2 separate regions of the Homo sapiens genome follow, and region 1 is linked to region 2. Evidence: read pairs that join two places in POLR2A ChIA-PET (ENCODE). Cell type or tissue: endothelial cell of umbilical vein. All regions are shown on one strand.

Region 1 (4,000 bases), 450 kb before region 2:
GGCCGCTGCAGGTTCCTCCCCACCTCCTTCAGCTGATCTCAAGCGGCAACCTCTGTTAGCTGCATCCCCAGATCTCCACCCCCCACCCTCTGCCAGTGTTGATCCACTGACCCCTTACCCACCCTCCTAGATCCAAGTACCCTCCTCCTCCCAAAAAAGGCACCTCCCCTCCTGACAAACCACCCAGCCTTCAGGACCCAGCTCCAGCTGTTCCCCAGGCAATATCACTTGAAGGGCCAGCCAGCGCTTCCTAATCTCAGAATGCAACGCCTGCAACCTTTCATTCAGGGCACCTTTACTGAGCCGGTTTCCAGAAGCCTCCACAGCTGAGTGACATGTAAGATACTGGGACTACCAGAGGCATAGAGGATTCCTAGTTTTCCCATGATAGGATGAGGGCTCATAGCACCTGCAGAAAGAGCTGCCCTGAATGGGGCGTAGACGAATGCTGCCTGGGGTCATCTACGCATCAGCAGGGGTGGCTTCTGGCTTTTGACGGTTGAACTGGAATTTAGGGGAGGGCTGAGGAAGGCATTTCAGAGGGAGGAATACAGCAGGCACATACCTCTCGAGGCACAAGACACTTGGGCTTTTCAGGAATGGGAGTTTGTTGTGGTGGTGCACAGCGGGTGTGGGCAGAAAGCAGCTAGGAAATGTGGCTGGAAGGTGGGGCAGGGGCCAGAAGGAGGAGCTGCCACCAGACCCCAGGCTGCACCAGCCCTTCCCCTAGGCTGTGTGCCCCACCTGGGGGGCTTCTTCCCTGGGAACGCACTCCCCAGCTTAACTTCCTTCTCCTTGCCCACCCTTGTTGGACCACAGTTACTGAGTGAGCCTCTCCCAGATTACCCCCTTCAGGCTTTCCCTCCCCCAAGATTTAAGACGACTCAGAATGTCACAAAATGAAAGAAATGGAAAATAAGTGAACGGGGAAAATGAGACATTTCTGCAGTCCCTGAGGCTGAAGTGAGAATTCCTGCTGGAGCTGGGAAGGAAGTTGTTGTCTTCTGTCTGTTCCATCTCCTGTTGCTGTTCCTTCACCTGCTTACTAGTCCTGTAAGGACTAAGCTCTGTTTTAATCATGATCACACCCTGCCATAGAACCTCCAATGGCTCCCCATTGTCTCCCCCATCATGTCAGATACCCTCTGGCTATTTCTCAAGTCTTCAACCCTTCGACCTCCACAATCAGCCCACCCCACTTTCACTACAGTCCTCTAATAGAAGGGTGTCCCCTAGGAAGGGACATTGCCATGCTCCTTCCTTCCTTCCTGTCATCGTTCCTGCTGTGATTTCCCCAGTCCATTCTTCAGGGTTGAGGCCAAGAGCTGCTGCCTCCTCCAGGAAGGTTTCCAAGATTTCTCCAGTCCACAATGACCTCTTCCCTTCCCTGAATCCCTGTAACCCTCACTGGGGTTTGTTTGTTTGTCTGAGACAGTTTCACTCTGTCTCCCAGGCTGGGGTGCAGTGGTGCAGTCTCTTGGCTCACTGCAACCTCCACCTCCCAGGTTCAAGTGATTCTCGTGCCTCGCCTCAGCCTTCCCAGTAGCTGGAATTACAGGCACGCACCACCACACCCAGCTAATTTTTATATTTTAAGTAGAGATGGGGTTTTGCTATGTTGACCTGGCTGGTCTCGAACTCCTGACCCCAAGTGATCCGCCTGCTTTGGCCTCCCAAAGTACTGGAATTACAGGCATGAGCCACTGCACTCAGACTGTCCTTACGGTTAATATTACTTAGCACTCAATCATATTTCATCAGGGTATTTTTCACTGTTTCTTATGTGTTGATCACATCTTCCTCTGTCTGGCCTAATGCAATGGGCAGGGAGAACAGGCCCAGTGAATACCTGCTGGCTGGCTAAGCAGTTGGGAGGTAGGTGAATGTGGGACCACTTCTCTGGGAACATGAGATCTTAGATTTCCACCATGACAAGGGCCCACACACTTGATTTCGAGGTGGTTTTTCCAGGGGTGCTGACAGGTGTACCTGGAGGATGGCATGGGGACTGGTATGGACAGCCTCCATGGGTAAAGGGGGGCCAGAGTCTCCTCCATCCTGTATTCCTGCCATTCTCACCAGGCTTCTGAGCTGAGGAGAACCTTCCTTGGCCTGGCAGAGCTGGCCAGGGCTGTGGGGAGGGCAGGGTAGGGCAGTTCCTCCTCCCAAAGGAAGGCACTCCCTTAGCTCCTCTTCCTTCTAATTCTCAGAGCAAAATGCACTCTGATGGAGGGCTTGAGGGTTAGGAAGGGCCTCTCGCTTCATTAGCCCTCCCTGTAGCTCTGCAAGGCAGATGAGCACAGAGACCCAGGGTCAGTAGCTGGGCGGTCATCTCGCCTGGGAAGCCACTCACTCCAGTTTGTGTCGCGGCTGGTGGTTTTAGGACTCAGTTACAGCACATTGATGGCATGACTCGCTCATTAATCTCTTCACCCCAGCCGGATTCTAAATTCCGTCTAGGCAGCGGGTACCATGTCCTATTGTTCTAGGATCTGGTCTCTTTCCTGCTTCCGACCTGAAGGTAGGGACCCTTGACTCATGCATCCTTATACTTATTAGATGCTTAATAATATTGAATAGTGATAATGAAACATCTGTGACTGGAACATCATAGTCTCTCCTCCCTTCCCTCGCCACACTGAGATACAACCCACTCCCTCCGCCCAGGGCTGCCCAGCAGATAGCAGAGCCTTCATGGACCTTAAGGGTTGGCTGCTGTTTACTGCGACCTTTGGAGGCAAGTTCAAATACTGCCTTAAGAAAGGTCCCACTTACTGGGTGTGGGACCTTAGGCATCACTTACCCTGTACCCCAGCTGAGGTTCCTCCTCTGTGGATGGACTTGGCTGTACTCTGCATCTCCATGACAGCAGCACTCGCCAGCTTGTTTTCTGCCTCTACCCATTTCTGCATTTAAGCTCGTTCAATACAGGCATTCTGGGCACCCCCTGCCCCCAGGGCTGGCATGTGGGAGGTGCAGGGTGAAAGTGTGCTGAATGAATGAACAATTCTTATCTCAGAGTTGTGTGGACAACACACAACATTTAAAGCTCCTAGCACAGAGCTAGCATATAATAGGAACTTTATAATTTTTTAGAAAGTATTTTAAATTACATAAGTATTACACAAATACATTCTTGTGAAAAAGTCCGCCCAAACTTGCCACCCCAAAATTTTATTTTGAGACAGGGTCCTGCTCCATTGGCCAGGCTGGAGTACAATGGCATGATCATGGCTCACTGCAGCCTCAACTTCTTGGCTCAGGTGATCCTCCCACCTAAGCCTCCTGAGTAGCTGGGACCACAGGCATGTGCCACCACACTTGGCTAATTTTTAAATTTTTTGTAGAGATGGGGGTCTCCTTATGTTGACCAGGCTGGCTTTGAACTCCTGGGCTCAAGCAGTCCTTTTGCCTCCACCTCCCAAAGTACTGGGATTACAGGCATGAGCCACCACACCTGGCCTGAAAATTTAATTCCTTCACCAGAAATACTTGATGCTATCAGTTTGGTGTAACGTCATGATTTTTTCCTATCCGTGTGTATGCGTGTAAATATATAATTTTGCTTCAGGGGTTCTTTTTTTCCTGTTCTTTTTACACAAATGGAACCACACTGTAGTTTCATTTTACAGCTTGGTTTTTGACTTCCAATAAGTCTGTGCAATCTAGCCACGTAATTACTATTATATTCCACCATGTGGATTCCCATGGTTTTATTTAGCCATTCTGTTATTGGTGGCCATTTATGTTGTTTATGATATTTTACTGTTTAGCATTGCAGCGGTGAACATCCTTAGTCATACCTCTTTGTGCATCTGTTTCTCTAAGACAGATACCTAGAAAGAAAAAGGCCTAGCTGAAGGGAATGTGCATTTTACATTTTATGACATCTGCCAAACTGCCCTCTAAAAAGGGCACTCCAATTTATGCTTCTGTGAACAGGGTATGAGAAGACCTTTGCCAACATCAATATTTTGCTAGTCAAATGGGTGGGAAAATA
Region 2 (4,000 bases):
CTGCCTCCTAAAAACATTTCACCCAATTTTTCATTATTGCCCATGTCACATTTAACTGAAACAGGTTCACCAAAAAATCTCTCTCTCAGCCAGTCTGGAAGGATTTCCATTTAGAGACTGCTCCGTAGGGAGGAGTAAGTGTGTGCTGACGTGTCATGTCCATTTGTCTTCACAGTGAAATGAGTCTTCTGGCTCCATCCACCATAACTGACCCATGACTCAGCCTTATCATTAGGTGTCTTTCCTGAAGCAGGGCCCCCAGTGAAAACAAATCATAGGCTGCGAGAACACTGCTGAGGTGGGTGGGCAAAGGAGAAGGGAAAATGGGGACAATCATGTTTACCATTTACAAAGAGGAAGGAAAAGACTGGTAGAAACAAGAATGTTCTATCTTACCGGTCTGAGTAATGTACAGTATATAAACAGAGAAAGTGTCTCAAGAGGTCTACTTCATGGATTCTACCTATTTTCCCTGTTTCACTCAAATAAACTGGGATATGAGAATTTCTGCACTGAGGCACCCTTCTTACCTTGACATGTCACGGTGACGTCAGTGGGAAGAGTTGCTGTGAGGTCCTTATACAGCAATCTAGCACAGAACGGGAAGGACTGACCCCCTGGATCCAGTTTGTAAGTAAATGACAGCAAGTTACACAGTGGGTTTCTCTGCAAGGGCCCAGTCAGGAGGGCTGCAAAGTCACTCTAAGAGGGGTGAGGAACAAAACGAAGTAGAGGATGACTGCAGTTCCAAAGGTGGTGTTTACTGACCCTTCAATTACGTCAACCAAAAAGAGGCCCATCGATTACATTTCAGAGAAATAAATGAGGGACAGAAAAAGGTCTGAAAAAAGGACTAATGAAAAAGATGCCTAAGATAACTAAGAGTCACTGGCAGCCTGGAAAGGCCTATAGGCCTAAATGGCCAGGGGTACAGCTTCGCAAGAGACTGTTTCTGCAGAAACTTCACTGACGTTACACGGCTAAGATGCTTCATGACTGCATCCACATTTCAATTTAAGTTAAATCTACAGCTGAGAGCTTCAGAGTTACTCCAAATCCATAGAGGGGGAAATGCTAAGCTTGTAGGAGGCACTTACAGCCTATTTGCATTAATTTCCTATCTACTTTTTTCACCCAACCTTAGCTCAACTGCAACCCAAAAAGGTAGGCTAGAGTTTAGGGGAAGATGGACAGCATTGTTCCATGGCACTGCAGAAACCTTTCTTCTCTAATGAGATCTATACCCAAGGTTCAGCAAGGCACTCGGTATGGTACATAGTAGGCACGCCATAAATCCCTGATGGATCAAAAGTATAGCAACTGCACTCTGTACAATCTTACGATAAAAGCTTGAAGACCACCATTCAGGGGTGCATAATCCTTTAACCAGTACCCAGGCTTCAACGCCATCCAGAGTTTCAAAAGAAAAGAGGGTGGGATAGTGCTTTTATATAAATAAGAAACAAGCATCGGAAAGGTAACGGTCAAACTTCTAACTCACAGTTAGGAAACACTGAAAATACAAAAAACATCCCCCTTTTAAGTTGATCTTGGGCCCACGGATGAGGCATATAACATCCCAGAGAGATACCTGAAGCCGGTCTGCCTGGTACTTCCTCCCAGAGTAAGCATTCAGGTACTCGCAGAGACTGAACAGGAAGTGCTGGATGTTGGTCTGTAAATATTTTGCAGCTATCTCTTCCAGGGGAATGAAGACTGGGACTGAATGGTGATGTATCCGGAGTGGTTTCTGTATGACAAGGTCCACAAAATAGGAATCCAATAGGTTCCCCTCAAAAGCAGTACTGATGCAGACACAAACTCCTCGGCTGGTCAGTTTACCACTGAGGCCTGAGGCAAACAAGAAGACACCTCAATAGACAGCAGGCCAAGGTGATGTCTTACTCATCTGTGCCTCCAGTAGCTTCCACAGTGCCTAGAATATGTACACTTTGTACACAAATGTTTGTTCAATGAGTATCATAGGCTCATTCTTCCCCTTGGCTCCGGCTCACTTTGAGACTGAGTTGTTAAAACCATGGAAGAATGGTAAAAATGAAAAAACAACCTAAATGTCAAACTATTGAGAAATTTTTTTTTTTTTTTTTTTGAGATAGGGTTTCACTCTGTCACCCAGGCTGGAGTGCGGTGGCACGATCTCAGCTCACTGCAACCTCAACTTCCTGGGCTTAAATGATCCTCCCATCTCAGCCTCCCAAACAGCTGGGACCACAAGCGCATGCCACCTCACCTGGCTCATTTTTAAATTTTTAGTAGAGATGAGGTCTTGCTATGTTGCCCAGGCTGGTCTCGAACTCCTGGACTCAAGTAATCCTGCCTCAGCCTCCCAAAGTGATGGGATTACAGGCATAAGCAAGGCCAAAAATTTAATTTATAGCTATTCTTTATTTCTGAGTGTGAAGTAATTTGTCAGAGTCCCCAGTTCTTCCCACAACTATCTTGTGGCATAGATGGGAGAATAAATCCCTATTTACGGTGAAACGGAGACTTGGAAAGTTCAAACTATTTCACTAGTGGCAGAAAACAAGCCAGCAGTAAAGACAGTTCTAGTACAAGGTCTGGCACATGACGAACTGTTAAGATGAGTGGAATAAGCCAGCCACCAACTGAGCTGCTGTACAAAGGGGCCAGTCAATCTTGTAGGTGAAGATAGGCCTACAAATAGCACGTCAGCTGTGTGTGTGTCTGTGTGTGTGTGTGTGTGTGAGTGATGAGGGCAGAGGGTGTAAAATACTATAAATTATGAAATAATTCCAGGACTGATAACACATCTAGCAAACTAACTCACTAGAGGCAGACCCAGACTAAATTAGGTTAAAAAAACAAACAAAACCTGTAAAATGATATGCCTGCAGAATGGCTTTCACATTTTCCAATTTCTCTTCCAATGCTTCTTGCTCATTGATCTCCACTGTTTGGTTGGGTTCTACATTGGCAATACATGCTTTCACCTGCAAGATATGCAGCAAATCAATCTTGGTACAAAGAGGTACACTACAACATCCCCGCCCTCCCCCAACTGGATGAAAGCTAAATACAAGGCACATGATATAATACATCAAGAAATGCTACAGTGGCCGGTCAGTTATTGCTATGAATTCACTGCAGAGGAAGAATCTCATGGGTCACAATGCCAGGAATCAGAAGTGGAGACTGTACAGGTCTGAAGAACAATTCGATTTTTGATGGGAATGGACAGGACTGAGAGAGCAGCAAGAAAAGGTTGTGTGGAAAGTCTAGGCTAAGCACAGGGTGGACACAACAGGTGGCTGTGAAGAGGCAAGGCTGGGTAAGTTGTGCTTGGACAGTGTGGGGTTTCAAGTGCCAGGGCTCCAAGGCTTACGCTGCTAGCTATGGCCCAGCAGAAGGTACCAGGCTGACCCGCCCTCTGAGAACAACTATGCAAGCTGGATAAAATACCAAAAAGAAACAAGCAAGCAAAGAGAGCAAATGGTTTGAAGGCATTCCAGAAGGATCCAAATAGCCAGGATTGGAGAGTACTGACAAATGCTCTGAGCTGGCTTCCCTGCAGCCTCTGGCCTCAGAGCATTTCCTTATTCATATGCAAGGCACACTGGGCCACATAGAAAGGCATAAACTAGACTCCGCAGCAGTCTCATCCGGAACAAACACTGGACATTAATGGTATCAAAGCAGACTTTCTACGGGCCAAGATTCCATAGAAACAGGAACTCAACGTTCTGCTTGCAATCTTCCCTCCCGGCATTTGCTAATTCCTAAGCTGCACAGGTGTGACTGGGGACTGAGAAACCAAACGGAAAGAAGCTGCTAAAGGGGAAAAAGCCAAGCAGAGATTTTGCTAGAACAAAATGTGGATTTCAGGGCCTGCCAGGGAACAGGAGCCTTAATAGACCCATCTCCAACACACTCCCAAACTTTCAACTGAAGGTCCTAAAAAAAGCTAAGCCCTAGGAGTAAGGGAAACCGGAAATAGACCACCTCAACTGAATAAAGGTGA

The links. ChIA-PET counts read pairs that join two places held together with the same protein. Peaks named below come from ENCODE experiments on the same cell type or tissue, not always from the same donor. Only the 100,000 strongest peaks of a DNase experiment are listed, where the experiment ranks them.
Region 1: POLR2A ChIA-PET joins it to region 2 with 7 read pairs; 3 of 35 experiments call an interaction of 5 or more read pairs at or near these places.

What each region holds. Positions count from the first base shown.
Region 1 is chr2:25,266,755-25,270,754 of GRCh38, reverse strand. All of the region lies in intron 6 of DNMT3A (DNA methyltransferase 3 alpha), which reads left to right. Among named protein-coding and RNA genes, the nearest start is that of MIR1301, 60 kb to the left of the region's middle. RefSeq lists an enhancer at 200-790. In endothelial cell of umbilical vein, no CTCF peak of the experiment used is centred here; no DNase peak of the experiment used is centred here; H3K27ac peaks cover 500 bases.
Region 2 is chr2:24,813,348-24,817,347 of GRCh38, reverse strand. CENPO (centromere protein O) reads right to left here. Exons shown (of 8, transcript NM_001322101.2): 4 at 2,855-2,972; 5 at 1,592-1,851; 6 at 531-702. Among named protein-coding and RNA genes, the nearest start is that of CENPO, 22 kb to the right of the region's middle. In endothelial cell of umbilical vein, no CTCF peak of the experiment used is centred here; a DNase peak (open chromatin) is centred at 237; H3K27ac peaks cover 999 bases.